2 separate regions of the Homo sapiens genome follow, and region 2 is linked to region 1. A link is a contact called in ENCODE Hi-C or POLR2A ChIA-PET data. All regions are on one chromosome and are shown on one strand. The core of a region is the stretch at or near the end of the contact, and the rest is flanking DNA. Distances in the headings are between cores, read along the strand shown. Region 1 overlaps ALG9 (ALG9 alpha-1,2-mannosyltransferase). Region 2 overlaps SIK2 (salt inducible kinase 2).

The links. Hi-C counts contacts between places; a loop is a spot of excess contacts on that map. ChIA-PET counts read pairs that join two places held with the same protein, here RNA polymerase II (POLR2A). Pooled maps may share reads with other maps.
Region 2: POLR2A ChIA-PET joins it to region 1 with 10 read pairs in AG04450. The contact joins two enhancer-like sites. A Hi-C loop is called at or near these places in 4 of 50 pooled maps. POLR2A ChIA-PET finds 5 or more read pairs at or near these places in 2 of 52 experiments (AG04450 and H1).

Annotation. Positions count from the first base shown.
Region 1 is chr11:111,815,466-111,822,916 of GRCh38, reverse strand. All of the region lies in intron 13 of ALG9 (ALG9 alpha-1,2-mannosyltransferase), which reads left to right. Among named protein-coding and RNA genes, the nearest start is that of ALG9, 52 kb to the left of the region's middle. RefSeq lists an enhancer at 7,051-7,451. Within about 2 kb of position 3,001, at least 12 of the 41 ENCODE cell types and tissues checked have a DNase peak (open chromatin) inside an H3K27ac peak, as active enhancers do.
Region 2 is chr11:111,690,488-111,697,938 of GRCh38, reverse strand. The region is part of intron 4 of SIK2 (salt inducible kinase 2); the gene reads right to left. It also overlaps a transcript of PPP2R1B not described here. Among named protein-coding and RNA genes, the nearest start is that of PPP2R1B, 72 kb to the left of the region's middle. RefSeq lists an enhancer at 4,804-5,317. Within about 2 kb of position 2,903, at least 3 of the 41 ENCODE cell types and tissues checked have a DNase peak (open chromatin) inside an H3K27ac peak, as active enhancers do.

The sequences.
Region 1 (7,451 bases), core at 1,752-4,251:
GAGTAGCTGGGATTACAGGAATGTGCCACCGTGCCCAGCTAATTTGTTGTATTTTTAGTAGAGACGAGGTTTCTCCATGTTGGTCAGGCTGGTCTTGAACTCCCAACCTCAGGTGATCTGCCCACCTCAGCCTCCCAAAGTGCTGGGATTGCAGGCGTGAGCCACTGTGTCTGGCCTGTTTTTTTTGTTTGTTTATTTTGTTTTTTGAGACGGTGTTGCATTGTCACCCAGGCTGGAGTGCAGTGGCATGATCATGGCTCACTACAGTCTCAACTTCCTGGACTCAGGTGATTCTCCCACCTCGCCCTCCTGAGTAGCTGGGACTACAGGTGCACACCACCACACCCAGCTAAATTTTTGTATTTTTTGTAGAGACGAGGTCTCACTATTTTGCCCAGGTTGGTCTTAAACTCCTAGGCTCAAGCAGTCTGCCCACCTTGGCCTCCCAAAGTGTTACAATTACAGGTGTGAGCCACAGCACCTGGCCTTTTTTTTTTTTTTTTTTTTTGAGACTGAGTTGTGCTTTGTCACCCAGACTAGAGTGCAGTGGTGCGAACACAGCTCACTGCAACCTTGACCTCCCAGGCTTAAGCGATCCTCCTGCCTCAGCCTCTCGAGTAGCTGGAACTACAGGCACGTGCCACCGTGCCTGGCTAATTTTTGTATTTTTTGTAGAGACAGGGGTTTCACCCTGCTGCCCATTGCTGGACTCAAACTCATGGGCTCAAGCAATCTGCCCACCTTGGCCTCCCAAAGTGCTAGGTTTACAGGTTTGAGCCACTGGGCCCAGCACAGAGCATTATTATAGTCTGTTTTTCTATTGCTGTCATTTTGGAGCATTAGCCACTTCTAATGTTTGTTTTATGGGTGCTTGTTGATATAACCTGTATCTATCTCGAAGTCCCTCAAGTGGGTATTAATGCAGTGTGATTTCTGCCCAGTGCTCTGAATGTCAAAGTGAAGAAATTCAGAGAAGCCTGGGTAGCCGGGCGTGGTGGCTCACACCTGTAATCCCAGCACTTTCGGAGGCCGAGGCAGGCGGATCACAAGGTCAGGAGATTGAGACCATCCTGGCTAACACGGTGAAACCTCGTCTCTACTGAAAATACAAAAATTAGCTGGGCGTGGTGACAGGCGCCTGTAGTCCCAGCTACTCAGGAGGCTGAGGCAGGAGAATGGCGTGAACCCGGGAGGTGGAGCTTGCAGTGAGCCGAGATCGTGCCACTGTACTCCAGCCTGGGCAACAGAGCGAGACTCTATCTCAAAAAAAAAAAAGAAGCCTGGGGAAACAGCGGAAGTCACTATGACTCTTAGCCAAATGCCTCGTCATCTCATTAGTGACACACATGAGTGGACCATTTCTGTAAGAACAGATTCCCACTGTTCCTACCTATGATTCAGCAAAACTACAGCCAAGGGAATGGGCTTGGCGGAGTCATTGGGAAAAGAAGACCCTGTCGAGCTTGACTCTAGTCTGGCATGGTAGAGAGACATGAGAAATGTAGAATAAGCAGGAGGCCCCAGGGGTTGGGGATGATCTCCAAGGGGCTCTGGCTTTTGGTGCTGCTCTGGGGACAGTGCCAAGTAGGATGTTTGACTGGGGCAGTACACCTGTCAAACAGTAATGCAGGTGTGTTAAGGTGAGCTCAAGGAGGACAGAAGCCTCCCGTGGAGCAGAAGGGGAAAAGCCCACTTGATCTTGTACAAATACAGAGCATGAAAGTAGGACCTTATAGGAAAAAAATACTGATAATCCATTTTCAAATATGTAGAGCATATGCAATAGGATTTCTTTTTACTTTTTAAAAAATTTTATTTTTAGAGACAAGGTCTCGCACTCTTGCCCAGGCTGGAGTGCAATTGTGCAATCATAGCTCACTGCAGTTTCAAATTCCTGATATCAAGCAATCCTACCACCTCAGCCTCCCGAGTAATGAGGATTACAGGTGCACACCACCATACCTGGCTTGTGTGTGTGTGTGTGTGTGTGTGTGTGCGCGCGTGTTTGGAGACAGGGTCTCACTATGTTCCCAGGCTGGTCTTGAACCCTGGCCTTAAGTGATCCTCCTACCTTAGCTTCCCAAAGGATTACAGGTGTGAGCCACAATACCTGGCCCTACATTTGTATTTTTTATAGTAAAAAAGTTGTGGCTAAAATGGAGTCAAAAAACATCTTAGAACTTCTTTACATGCAGAAAGTTCTGGAAGGTTGCAGAACTGGACTTGATTATCTCTAACATCTTGTCTGTGAATTGAGAAAGGCAAGAAATACCAATTGGGAATTTGAGTTAATGCTATGGTTTGTGTCCCCCAAAGTTCATGTATTGGGAACTTGATCCCCAATTTGTCAGTGTTAGGAGGTGGCACCTAATGGAAGGTGTTTGGGTCATGGGACATCTGCCCTCATGAATAGATTAATGCCATTATTGCCGGAGTGGTTTATCTCGAGAGTCAGTGCCTTGTAAAACAATGAGTTCATCCCCTTCTTGCTGTCTCTTGCCCTGTCTTTGCCCTTCTGCCATGTGCTGCCTTCTGCCATGAGATGGCACAGTAAGAAGGCCCTTACCAGGCGCCGGCACCTTGATTTTGTACTCATCAGCCTCCAGAACTGTAAGGAAGTAAATTTCTTTTCTTTATAAATTATCCTGTCTCAGATATTCTGTTATAGCAACACAGATTGGACTAAGACAGTTGCTCTTAAGTGTGATTCTTCTGTTTATTTCCTTTGGATTCTGTAATCCCTTTCCCAATAGCAGGAATGCAGTCATGGATCTGAATAGAGTCATATATTTTGATGGCACAGTGAGAAGGCCCTTACCAGACACCAGCACCTTGATTTTGTTTAGTAGATTTATTACGATATGATGTGATCTTTATTGTATGGTATTATGGAGGAAATAGATTGTCCTCCAGGGGCTAGAAGCTAAGGGAAGAAATTCTTGGCACTTACAAATAAGCTGGTCATAGTTTTGAACAGCGTGGTGTTGGAAGTTGTCCAGCATCCTGGTGTGGCTGGTCACCATTCTTTCCTTCCGCAAATACTTTTTGACTGCCTGAGATATGCCAGGTACTGTACCAGGCACCAGGTGTATTGTGCTTATAAAGACAGATTCAGTTCTTGCCTTCACAGAGCTTACAAGGTTCAGCTATAAGAAGGCTTGGGCCTTGCTGCAGTTGCTCACAGAGGGATTTGAGGAGATGTGATGAATCAGAATTTATTATGTGTTTGGAAGGAAGACATTCTGAATGCTGCTTAAAAGCTAAGTATTAAATTAATAACATATGTCAGCCATTGTGGCTGCTGGATAGTCTCAGTTATGACCAAATTTTACTTAGCTGTGGGCAAACTGTCTAAACAGTTTTTTCAGCTTTAATCCTCCCACTTGCCTAGGAGTTTACAGGGCAGTTGATTTAGATTGATCTTTCACATTATCCCCTTGGACTCTTAGAGGATTCATGATGACAGTTGTTTACCAGAGGATTTTCAGTGACATATGAGAAATAAGATCTGTCTTCTGTGTGGAGATGGTTTCTCTGTGATGTTCCCTGAACCTCATGTTGGCCCTTGCCAGAGATCTCTATTTTTACAGCTACTTGCGTCATTGTCATTTCCAGCTGATAGATGATTGAATGCAACTTCACATCCTTCCTGTCTTAGGACTTGTGGGGCTTTGGCTCAGGCAGCTGGATAGACAGCAGAGAAGGTCACTGAGAATAGGAGGTTGGACTATTAGTTCTTTCCTTGTCCCCACATGGCATTCTAAACTGTGATAAAATTATTTGATACAACCATTGAACCCATTCCTCCTGTTGCCTTTTCTCAGTCTTCAGATCCCCATAGTGTTTCTGTAGCATTTGAAATCTACTCTTCACCCAGATTTTCAAAACTGTGTACTTCTTTGATTCTTCTATGTCCTGTCTTCTGGTTCCCTTCATCCTTGGCTGCTTCCACTTCTTTCTTCTGCCCAGTGCTACGGGCATCTTCTCAGCTTTATCTGTGGTCTTTGGCCCTCTCTGTTTGTTTTTTGTCTCTCTTCTGCTCTTTTACCTTTTCTTCCCTCCTTCACTTCCTCTCCCTTTTTTTCATGCATTCTTCATGTATTTGTTAAGTAGACATTTACTTAGGACCTACTGTATGTTTTGTACTGTGCTAGGTTTTTGGCATAGAAGAATGAATGAGATAGACACAGCCCCAGATTTTATGGAGCTTACAATGAATTTCCCAATTAATTAATAGAATATAATTGTAAAATGTTTTGAGAAGTACTGGTTGCTATAAGAGCATGTAATTTAGGCCCTGTCCTAGTTTAAGAGGTCAGTGAAGTCTTTCTTAAGGAAATCATTTTTAGCTGAAATCTGAAGGATGAGTAGGAATTTATGAGGGGACAACAGGGAATGTTCCACGAGTAGGAACAGAAAACAGTTCTCTAACTCAGTATTTTAGTCATATTGGTCTTCTTTCAGTTACAGTTGTGTGCTGCTCAGTGACACTTTGATCTAGGGCAGACTGCATGTTTGATGGTGGTCCCACAAGATTATTATGGCTACACCATACAGCCTAGGTGTGTCATAGGCTATACTGTCTAGCTCTGTGTAAATACACTCTATGATGTTCACATAATGATGAAATCATCTAAGACACATTTCTCAAAACCTGTCTCCCTCGTTAAGTGACGCATGACTGTACTTGAGTACCCCATGCTTCTTCCCACCTCATTAGGTGTAAGACACAAGTTATCATCTTTCCTCAATGTCACCCAAACCTATTCTTTACTGCAGCCTTAGTTCACTGAATTAGAAATCTTGGTGTCACTGGTTTCATTTGAAATAGAAGTGAGGGCCAGGTGTGGTGGCTCACGCCTGAAATCCCAGCACTTTGGGAGGCCGAAGTGGGCGGATCACCTGAGGTCAGGAGTTTGAGACCAGCCTGATCAACATGGTGAAATCCCGTCTCTATTAAAAATATAAAAATTAGCCAGCCGTGGTGGCGGGCCCCTGTAATCCCAGCTACTCAGGAGGCTGAGGCAGGGGAGAATCGCTTGAACCTGCGAGGTGGAGGTTGCAGTGAGCCGAGACCGCACCACTGCACTCCAGCCTGGGCGACAGAGCAAAATCTGTCTCAAAAAAAAAAAAAAAAAAGAAATACAAGTGAGATTTGTCCTTTCTTCTTTCTTCATTCCCACTGCCATAGAAATATCAGAAGGTGATGTAGAGGCAGGTGGATCACTTAAGCCCAGGAGTTCGAGACCAGCCTGGGCAACATGGTGAAACCCTGACTCTACAAAATACAAAAAAAATTAGCCAGGCGTGGTGGTGTGCACCTGTTGTCCCAGCTACTTAGGAGGCTGAGGTAGTAGGATCACTTGAGCCTGGGGAGGTCGAGACTGCAGTGAGTTTTGTTTTTTATTTTTTTTTGAGTCAGAGTCTCGCTCTGTCTCCCAGCCTGGAGTGCAGTGGCGTGATCTTGGCTCACAGACTGCAGTGAGTTGTGATTTGCACTACTACACTCCAGCCCGGGTGACTGAGTGAGTCCCTGTCTAGAAAGAAAGAAATATCAGAAGGCATTATCACTTCACAACTGAATATTACAGTAGTAACTAGAGTGCTTACTTCAGCTTTTTCCTCCAACACTTTCTTGCCTCATCCTCCGCAGCATAGCTAGTATAGGCCTCTCTTTCTAAGACCCTGTTTTTTATCATCTTACTCCTTGGCTGAAAAACCTAGAATAGATTCCTGATGCATAAAATCCAGATTCTCTTCCTTTGGATCCTCCATTATCAGTCCTCAGACTGTCTCACTCTCGTTTTGTTTCTCAACAAACACCTTTTGGGACAGGTAGATATTCTTCCTCTTCCCCCTGTCAACCATGCTCCTTTATGTCTTTTTCCCTCTGTTTTCTCTTTAACTTTTATTACCAACTTTAGGAAGTCTTTTCAACTACTGTAGCCTCCAGTGATCTCATCCTCTCTGAACTCTGAATTTTTAATAACACTTTCTGCATTTCATATATGCTAATGTCATTTCCTTACCTAAATTATAAGTTTAAGAATGACTTGGGGCTGGGTGTGGTTGCTCATGCCTGTAACCCAGAACTTTTGGAGGCCAAGGCGGGAGGAATCACTGGAGACCAGGAATTCAAGACTGACCTCGAAAAGTTAGTGAAACCTTGTCTCTATTTTAAAAAATTTAAAAATTAGCCAGGCATGGTGGCACATGCCTGTGGTCCCAGCTACTTGGGAAGCTGAGCTGGGAAGATCACTTGAGCTTGAGAGGTTGAGGCTGCAGTGAGTTATGATCACATCATTGCACTCCAGCTTGGGCAACAGATTGAGACCCTGTCTCCAAAAGAAAGAAAGAAAGAATGGCCAGCTGGACATGGTGGCTCATGCCTGTTATCCTAGCACTTTGGGAAGCTGAGGTAGGAAGATTGCTTGAGGCCGTAAGTTCAAGACCAGCCTAGGCAGCATAGCAAGACCCCCGTCTCTACAAAAAATAAAAATAAATTAACTAGGCCTGGTGGCGCATGCCCGTAGTGCCAACTACTTGGGAAGATCACTTGAACCCAGGAGGTTGAGGCTGCAGTGAGCAAAAGAAAAGAACAAGGACATGTTATGACTTATATGTAATTTTATATACTCTAGGATTCACCAAATAGATACTTAATAAATGCTTTGAGGATGCCTAGAAGATTCCTTTTTTGCTTTTTGATCTGCAATTTTATTGCCTGTCAGGACAAATTGTATCACCCTTCAAATACATTCAACAAATTCAATACTCAAAAGTGTAAAATCATAGTGCCCAACAACTAATCAAAACTACTAAATTGTGAAGAGGCAAGAAGATGTAACCTAAAACCAAGAAGATTTATTTTGATATCATTTGGTGGATACTGCTAGTTCATTGCTTACTGGGGACTGTGAATGGTTAACATTGTAATCCTTCTGTCCTGTATGTTGGGTTTAACTTGAATTGATAATAGACACTAACCTAGGTTGAAACAAGGATAATTTATTTTAATGGGCTCTAATATTCCAGGGATTGTTTCTACCAGCTAAATACTCACATTTCATAGAGCTGGTCAAGGATTCCTTCTGATATTCCAGCTATTTTTATAGTCCTTTACAGTTTACCAGTTTTATTTAAATGAATCATCTCATTTAATCCTCATTATAACTCTTTGAGGTAAGTGATGTTATCTTTATTATCAGAAGAAGAAAATGAGGTATAAGAAAAAAGATTGTGAGTCACTCAGCCAGTCTGTGGTAGAACCCAGGCCTGAATCTAGGCCGGCTGACTTTGAACTCCTTTTCTAATAACCTTAGTTGTTCTTGAATGAAGAACCTGCCCTTGATCATACCTAATCATTTTCTGCTGGAGGCCTTTGTCCTTGTGTGTTTGAGTTGTTCATCAGCTGCTTCCCAGAGATGGTGAAAAAGAGGTTAAAAGTTTTT
Region 2 (7,451 bases), core at 1,654-4,153, 120 kb after region 1:
TCCCAGGCTCAAGTGATCTTTTTGCCTCAGCCTTCCAAGCAGCTGGGACCATAGACTCACGCCACCATGCCTGGCTAATTTTTTTTTCCTTTTTTCTTTTCCTTTTTTTGGGTAGAGACAAGGTCTCACTATGTTGTGTAGGCTGGTCTTAAACTCCTCGGCTCAAGTGACCCTCCTGCCTCAGCACCCAAAGTGCTGGGATTACAGGTGTGAGCCACTGCCCTCTGCCAAACACTGTATTTGTAATCATCTGAAGAATGGGTTAAGGAAGACTTTGGTGTTAGGCAGATTGGGGATCAAATCCTGGGTTTTCTATTAGCTATGCAATCTTGGACAAATTACTTAACTTCTTAGAGCCTTGGTTTCCTCATTTGAAAAATAGGGACAACACTTACATTTCATGAAGTAGTTGAATTAATAGAAATAGATATTATATTGCGATTGAAACATAGTAGGTAGTCAATAAACAGAAGCTATCATTGCTATTATTATTTATTATTTTACTTATCTGTCTATCCCATCAGACTAAGTTCCTCGGGAGCAGGGAATGGGGGACAACATTCTGTACTCCCAGCTCTCAGCATATCATCTGCAGACAACAGCTGCTCGATAAAGATCTGCTAGATGAATATGTTGTTCCCACCTCTTAAAAGTGCTTTACTATGTGACAGGAGCTGATTTAAACTCTCTGAAGATAATTTCTTCTTAGTTCTATGAAGTATCCTTATTTTAGGAGAAAGTGAGGGTATAAAGTTAAGTATTTTGCCAGAGGTTATACAGCTAGCTACTAAGTTGCAGCAGTGGAATAGAAACCAAGTTTAACTACTTCGAGCCTTCATTGTTAACCACCACCTTTATGTCTCTCACTGGCATGTCAAAAATAGTTATTTTTGAAGAAGTTAATAATTGTCAGGGTTAAAAAGTGGCAGCAAAAGACACTTAAAAATAAGAGCCTTTTAATTTCTTCACAGGAATCTGGATAACTTGCTTCACCCAGTCTGCAGCTTTCTGCCTAAATGCATATAGTGAAGTGGGAGGTGAGTAGGGGGGGAATGAAATGTGAAAATGCAGGATTTATTTCTTACTGCCATTTATTCAAATGAAATGGACTATACTCATGCTTCATCATACTAACCACATTCATTCATTCCTTCATTAAACATCAGCATTCCATACACATGTCAACCACTGTACAAACACAGAAGTCTTGCAACAACACAAAATAATAAGACTCCACATCATCATCTGACTTTTGGAAAACATTATGAAAACAATCACTTGGGCATTCGTCTCTCTCTCTACCAGACTCAGATCCAGCCTAGCCCTGCTAGAAAGCAAACATCTTTCTAGTTTAATGTCTTCTCTAATTGTGATATGCAGGTTAATACCTAAAACTATGGCTATGTTCCTCAGACATTCTGCTTGCTATTATAAACAAAACATTTATGCCATGCCACGTGGCTTCATTTTGACTTTTTTAAACTTTTAATTTTGAAATACTTTTAGATTTATAGAAGAGTTGCAACAGTAAATTCAGAATTCCCCATACCCTTCACCCAGCTTCCTCTAATGTTAACATTTTACATACCTACAGTATAATTATCAAAACTAAGCTTCAATTATCAAAACACTGATTCACTACTATTAATTAAACTACAGACTTAACATTTCATGAGTTTTGTCACATGTTCCTTTTCAGTTCAGGGATTCCACATTGCATTTAGCCTCATGATTCCTTAGTCTTCTCCAATTTGTATTCATATTCTCTCACCTGGGTTCTATATGGCCTGAAATATTTATAGAAGAGGATTAGGGGTAGAGTCTTTAATTACAGATCAGTTATCGACTCTCATGAAAATCAACTAGGCCTCAAAAGCTGAGTCCTCTGTCTCTTACTTAATTAACCAGCCGCAGCAGACCAAGGATATATCTGAACACAGCCCTAGAGCTGCTATTGTTTTCTGCTCTGTATTTTGAAAGTTGACTGACTGACCTATATGGTCCTAACAAAAACCATTATCACTGTCATCACTAAATTATATAAATTATCAGTGCCCAAACATCATTAGCAAAGGCACAATGTTTTAGGAATAAGAGGGTCTTGCATAGAGTAAATAAGCTAACTCTGATGATTGTTGTCTAATGGGAACCAAATACAAAATGGAGAATTCTGTTTGTTGGAATGAAATAATGAAATAAATCAAATACTAACATGTATATAAATCACCTGGGGAAACTGCTAAAGTGCAGATTCTGACTCAGTACATTTAGGGATGGGCCTCAGATTCTGCATTTGTAACAAGCTCTGATGTGATGCTCATGCTGCTGGTCTCCAGACCACTTTTTGACTAGCCAGAAAACAGAATAAAACAGAGGCGGTGAAAAATATACATAAGATTTAAACAGTTTGTCAATGTTTACTGTTGCAAAAGATTACACTTGCTAAATACTTTTAGGTTTTTTATTTAAATAGGAGATTAAATAAGAAAATCGTTAGGTTAAACTAAGTCCTTTTTTTTAAAACAGGAAAAAAGCACACAAAACATTGAAAACCAATCTTCAAGCTAAGGAAAAGTAAATGATTTCTAGGAATCAACACCACTGAGGCAATTTTTAATCTCCAGCAGTGTGTTATAATGTCTAATTTATAATTTAAAAAATCCTCCTACAGAGCAGCAGATGGCTTTAGGGTTAAATTTATCCTTGTTTCTAAAATTACCAGCAGAATTCAGCTACCCAGCCTCGATGAAGAGTTACACATCCTTTGTAATTATAATAGGAGTGAAGAAGACAATTATGAGGAAATGAAAGCTGACAAATGAGAGGTGGAGAGTGATAGAGATGAAGCTGACCCATTGCACAAACTGAATGTGGATCGGCCAACACTGACGTCAATGCATACTTTGTTGCCCACCAGCACGAAAAGGTCAGTTGCACAGTTCATTTCCAAACATCAGTCACTCTCCCATCTGACAGGAGGGAAGGGAACAATCATCACAGTTGAGATGAAATGTGATCCTGCTGACCAATGTAAGACATCTATTTGTCCAGTCAGAGAGTTCAATGAGCTAAGAAGCAAATAAATAATCTTCCTTAGCTTAAATGAAGGGGAAGAGAAATGAAGAGGGAAAAAAAAATCAAATCAAACCAAACCCTTTGAGCCATCTTCCATATTCCCAGCTTACTGTGGAATGCTAAGTAGGACTTAAGGATACAAAGTTTCATTGTGCTTTTTGATGTAAAGCTCTTTTTACTTTTTACGTAATGCTAGTGGCAGAAGGATAACAAATGGAAGACTTACAATAAATATTTTCCCAATAAAAATAAAATACTTAAAAATTTTTAAAAAATATTTTTCCTATCTTTGCCTCTCCTACCCTTTTTCAGTTCTAGGGGACAAATCTGAAATCATATATACAGAAACCTTGACTCAAGGTCATCTAGTAAGTAGGAAGGTTGCTAGAAGCAATGATGGGCCACTGCCTCAAATCAGAAAGGAAGCATTCCTCTTGGGCTAAAGACAAGTGACTCGTGATGTACAGGTCAGATTAATCAGGCTAATTATACAATACTAATTACATTTAAGGTCTCTCTCAGCAAAAAATTAAGTTGCATCAACCAGAGACAATTGAGAATATGTGAAAAACTTTCCTTGGTCCTAAAAGGTTTGTATTAATAAGGCTTTAAAGCCTTAGTTAATTAAAAAAACATGCCGAGAGGGTTATATGGCTATTAAAATTTTAAGGCTTTGTTTTCACAGGGAATCAATTATACATTGAATACAAATAATAGCTACCTTGTATTGAGTGTTTACATGGTGCCAGGAGCTTTATCTAACAATTTATTTAACAAACAGTTAACTAGCACTGTGTGCCGGGCACTGTTCTAAGTACCCTACAAATATCAACTCAAGTAATAATCACTATGAGATATGAACTTTTATCACTCTCCCTTTACAGATAAGGAAACTGAGAAGAGAGAAGTCAGGAAACGTGGTCAAGGTCACAAAGCTAGTAAGTGGCAGAGATAGGATTCAAACTCAGGTATCCTGACTACACAGCCCATACTCTGACCTATTACCCTACATCGACTCCCTGTCTCCAATATTATCACCAATCCCTATAATCTGTTCCTGAAAAACAGATTTGTATTTAATAGATATGGAAACTCAGGCCTAGAAAGTGTAAATAATCGGCCCAAGGTTATAGCTACTAAGTGGCACAGACAGAATTTGCACCAGCACTGCTACTCAACTCAGTACTCTACATGAAGCCCTGTTTGACGTGTGATTAATTCATAGATTTTTATCCTTATTTAAGTATTTATTATAAACATTTTAGATTGGGAAAGTTGGAGAATAAAACTAAATATTCCTCATCTATTTTATTCTCAACTTAATGCCTGAACAGCCAGGGCCAAAACAGGTGGAAATAGTACTGCAATTACTAAAACTACTGAAAGCCAGTATTTGCATTCAGCCTCCTACTGTGAATGTCCTCACACTCACTTTTTACAAAGGTTGCAGGTCTCATGGTTGAGGCAATGAGTACACACTGGTGTGGGTGAATCCATGGCTCATTAGTGTCTCAAGTTTTTTTTTTTTTTTTGAGACGGAGTCTCCTCTGTCACCAGGCTGGAGGGCAGTGGCACAATCTCGGCTCACTGCAACCTCTGACTCCCTGGTTCAAGCGATTCTCTCCTGCCTCAGCCTCCTGAGTAGCTGGGATTACAGGCATGCACCACCATGCCCAGCTAATTTTTGTATTTTTAGTAGAGACGGGGTTTCACCATGTTGGCCAGGATGGTCTCGAAATCCTGCCCTCGTGATCCGCCCACCTTGGCCCCTCAAAGTGCTGGGATTACAGGCGTGAGCCACTGCGCCCGGCCTGTCTCAAGTTTTTACCCACGGGGAAAACAAAACCTGGAAACTGATCTCAAAGCCATGTTTCTGTTATTTATTAAAATGAACCATGTTTGATACTTCTATTCCATTTTGTTTTATAAACACAAAAATATTTTAATTTTGTGCTTCTCTTCAATTTCAATATACAAGATGGCTAAAGCAGTTCATTTATTCAGCTTATTTTGCAATTAAAGAGATTTTCATAAGCCAAAAAAAAAACCCAGAAAAAAGTATAATTTGAGGGAATAACTTTGTAAGGGTTCTTGTAATTTCTTCCCACAGAGCCCTATTTTTCCCATGTGTTAGATTCCATTAAGATTTAAGAGTTCTCAGAGATAAGAAGATGATCCTTAAAGAAAATCAGGGCCATCAAGAAGTTATAAAATTTACAGATAAAAATAAATATCCTAGAGAAATTCTTTAAAGACATTGGAATCCATCTAAACACTTTATAGCACGTGAATGATCTGGCCCATGCCCGCCTCTCCTGGCTTTTTTCCTATCATTCTCACTGGCTAATACCTGCAGTTTCCTTACCACTCCAATTCGCTCTGGCCTCTCAGCCTTTGCATGTGTGGATCCATCTGCTTGAGGCAGATACCCCAGCCTCGATCTCTATCTCTCTCTCTCCCTCTCTCCTTTTTGTGTTTTTTTTTTTTTTTTTTTTTTTTTTTTTTTTTTTTTTGAGACTGAGTCTCGCTCTGTTGCCTAGGCTGGAGTGCAGTGGCAGGATCTCAGCTCACTGCAACCTCCACCTCCTGGGTTCAAGCAATTCTCCTGCCTCAGCCTCCGGAGTAGCTGGGACTACAGGCGCATGCTGCCATTCCTGGCTAATTTTCTGTATTTTAGTAGAGACGAGGTTTCACCATGTTGCCCAGGCTGGTCTCGAACTCCTGAGCTCAGGCAATCTGCCCGTCTTGGCCTCCCAAAGTGCTAGGATTACAGGCATAAGCCACCGAGCCTGGCCTCTCCCTCTTTCTTTCTCTGTCTCCCCGATCCCCAATCCTGCCACAAATACCTTCTTGTTAATCAAGTGTTAGCTAATAATTTCCCTGATTCTTCCAGACAGAGTTAGTCTTTCTCCTAGCCTCATGTCCCTGAAAACAATGATCTTTTTGTGTTATATTAACTTAAAGGTCTGGTTCTTATTTGATTAACTCCTTGAGGTAAGAGCAGAGTTAAGCTTTTTGTCACTGCTGCTGTTTTTGTCTTGAAATGTATGAATATCCAGGACTTAGTCCAAGAGCAGAGTAGAAGCTTAATAAACATTTACTAAAATTTTTGAGGATAGTGGAGATGATAGAGAATTAAGTGTGGGCAAGAAAATTTGAGTGCTTAGATATACTCTGTGCACACATGTGTGTGTGTGTCTGCTTGTAATGAATGGAAGCAGGGACACTAAATGTACAACCATAGAATGATGGACCCCAAAATTCAATTAGTGAGTACCCCTTTAGGAAGAAGTGACACAGAATGCTTGGAAATGACAAAATGGTGTAGTGGGAGAAGGACAGATACTGTGGTCAGAGAGACCTAGGTTTGAATTCCAGGTCTGCTACTTATTATCTGTGTCAGCTCGGCCAATTTTTTAATCTCTTTGCATCTCAGCTTTCTCATCTAGTAACTGGCAATAGCTAAGCGGCTCCCAAGATTGCTGTGAAGATGAAGTAAGTATCTAGCAGAATACCTGAAAACAGTGAGGGCCCAATTAAATGTGAGTCATCACACTGTCTTCACCAGAGAGAACTTCACCAATCTGAATTTTTATCTGACTTCTATATAATTAGAAGGGCTTGAAGATTAGATACTAAAAAGCAAAAATAAAAACCAAAAAGACAAAACAAAAACCTAAGATATCACACAATGACATCAGAAACACTGATTTGACCCACGTATATTTTATGCCAGAATTATAATAGACATACTATAGCCAGGCAAAACTTGGTTATAACGTCAAAGCAATATTCTGTTTTTTGTTTGCAAGTTTCTTTGGTGTCTTACTTTGACATTTTCTTTTGAGATGTTAGTGACAGCACTTTGTAATTCCTACAGCATATGATTTACACACCTATAACCTTTCTCTGCCTAAAAAAACTCCTAGAACACATGTGCATGTATGTTTCTTGTAGCACTATTTACAATAGCAAAGACTTGGAACCAACCCAAATGCCTGTCAATGATAGACTGGATACAGCAAACGTGGCACATATACACAATGGAATACTACGCAGACATAAAAAAAGAATGAGTTCATGTCCTTTGCAGGGACATGGATGAAGCTGGAAACCATCATCCTCAGCAAACTAAAGGAATAGAAAACCAAACACCACATGTTCTCACTCATAAGTGGGAGTTGAACAATGAGAATACATGGACACAGGGAGGGGAACATCACACATGGGGGCCTCTTTGGGGGTGAGGGGAGGCGGGGAGGGAGAGCCTTAGGACAAATACCTAATCCATGCAGGGCTTAAAACCTAGATGACGAGTTGATAGGTGCAACAAACCACCATGGCACATGTATACCTACGTAACAAAGCTGCACATT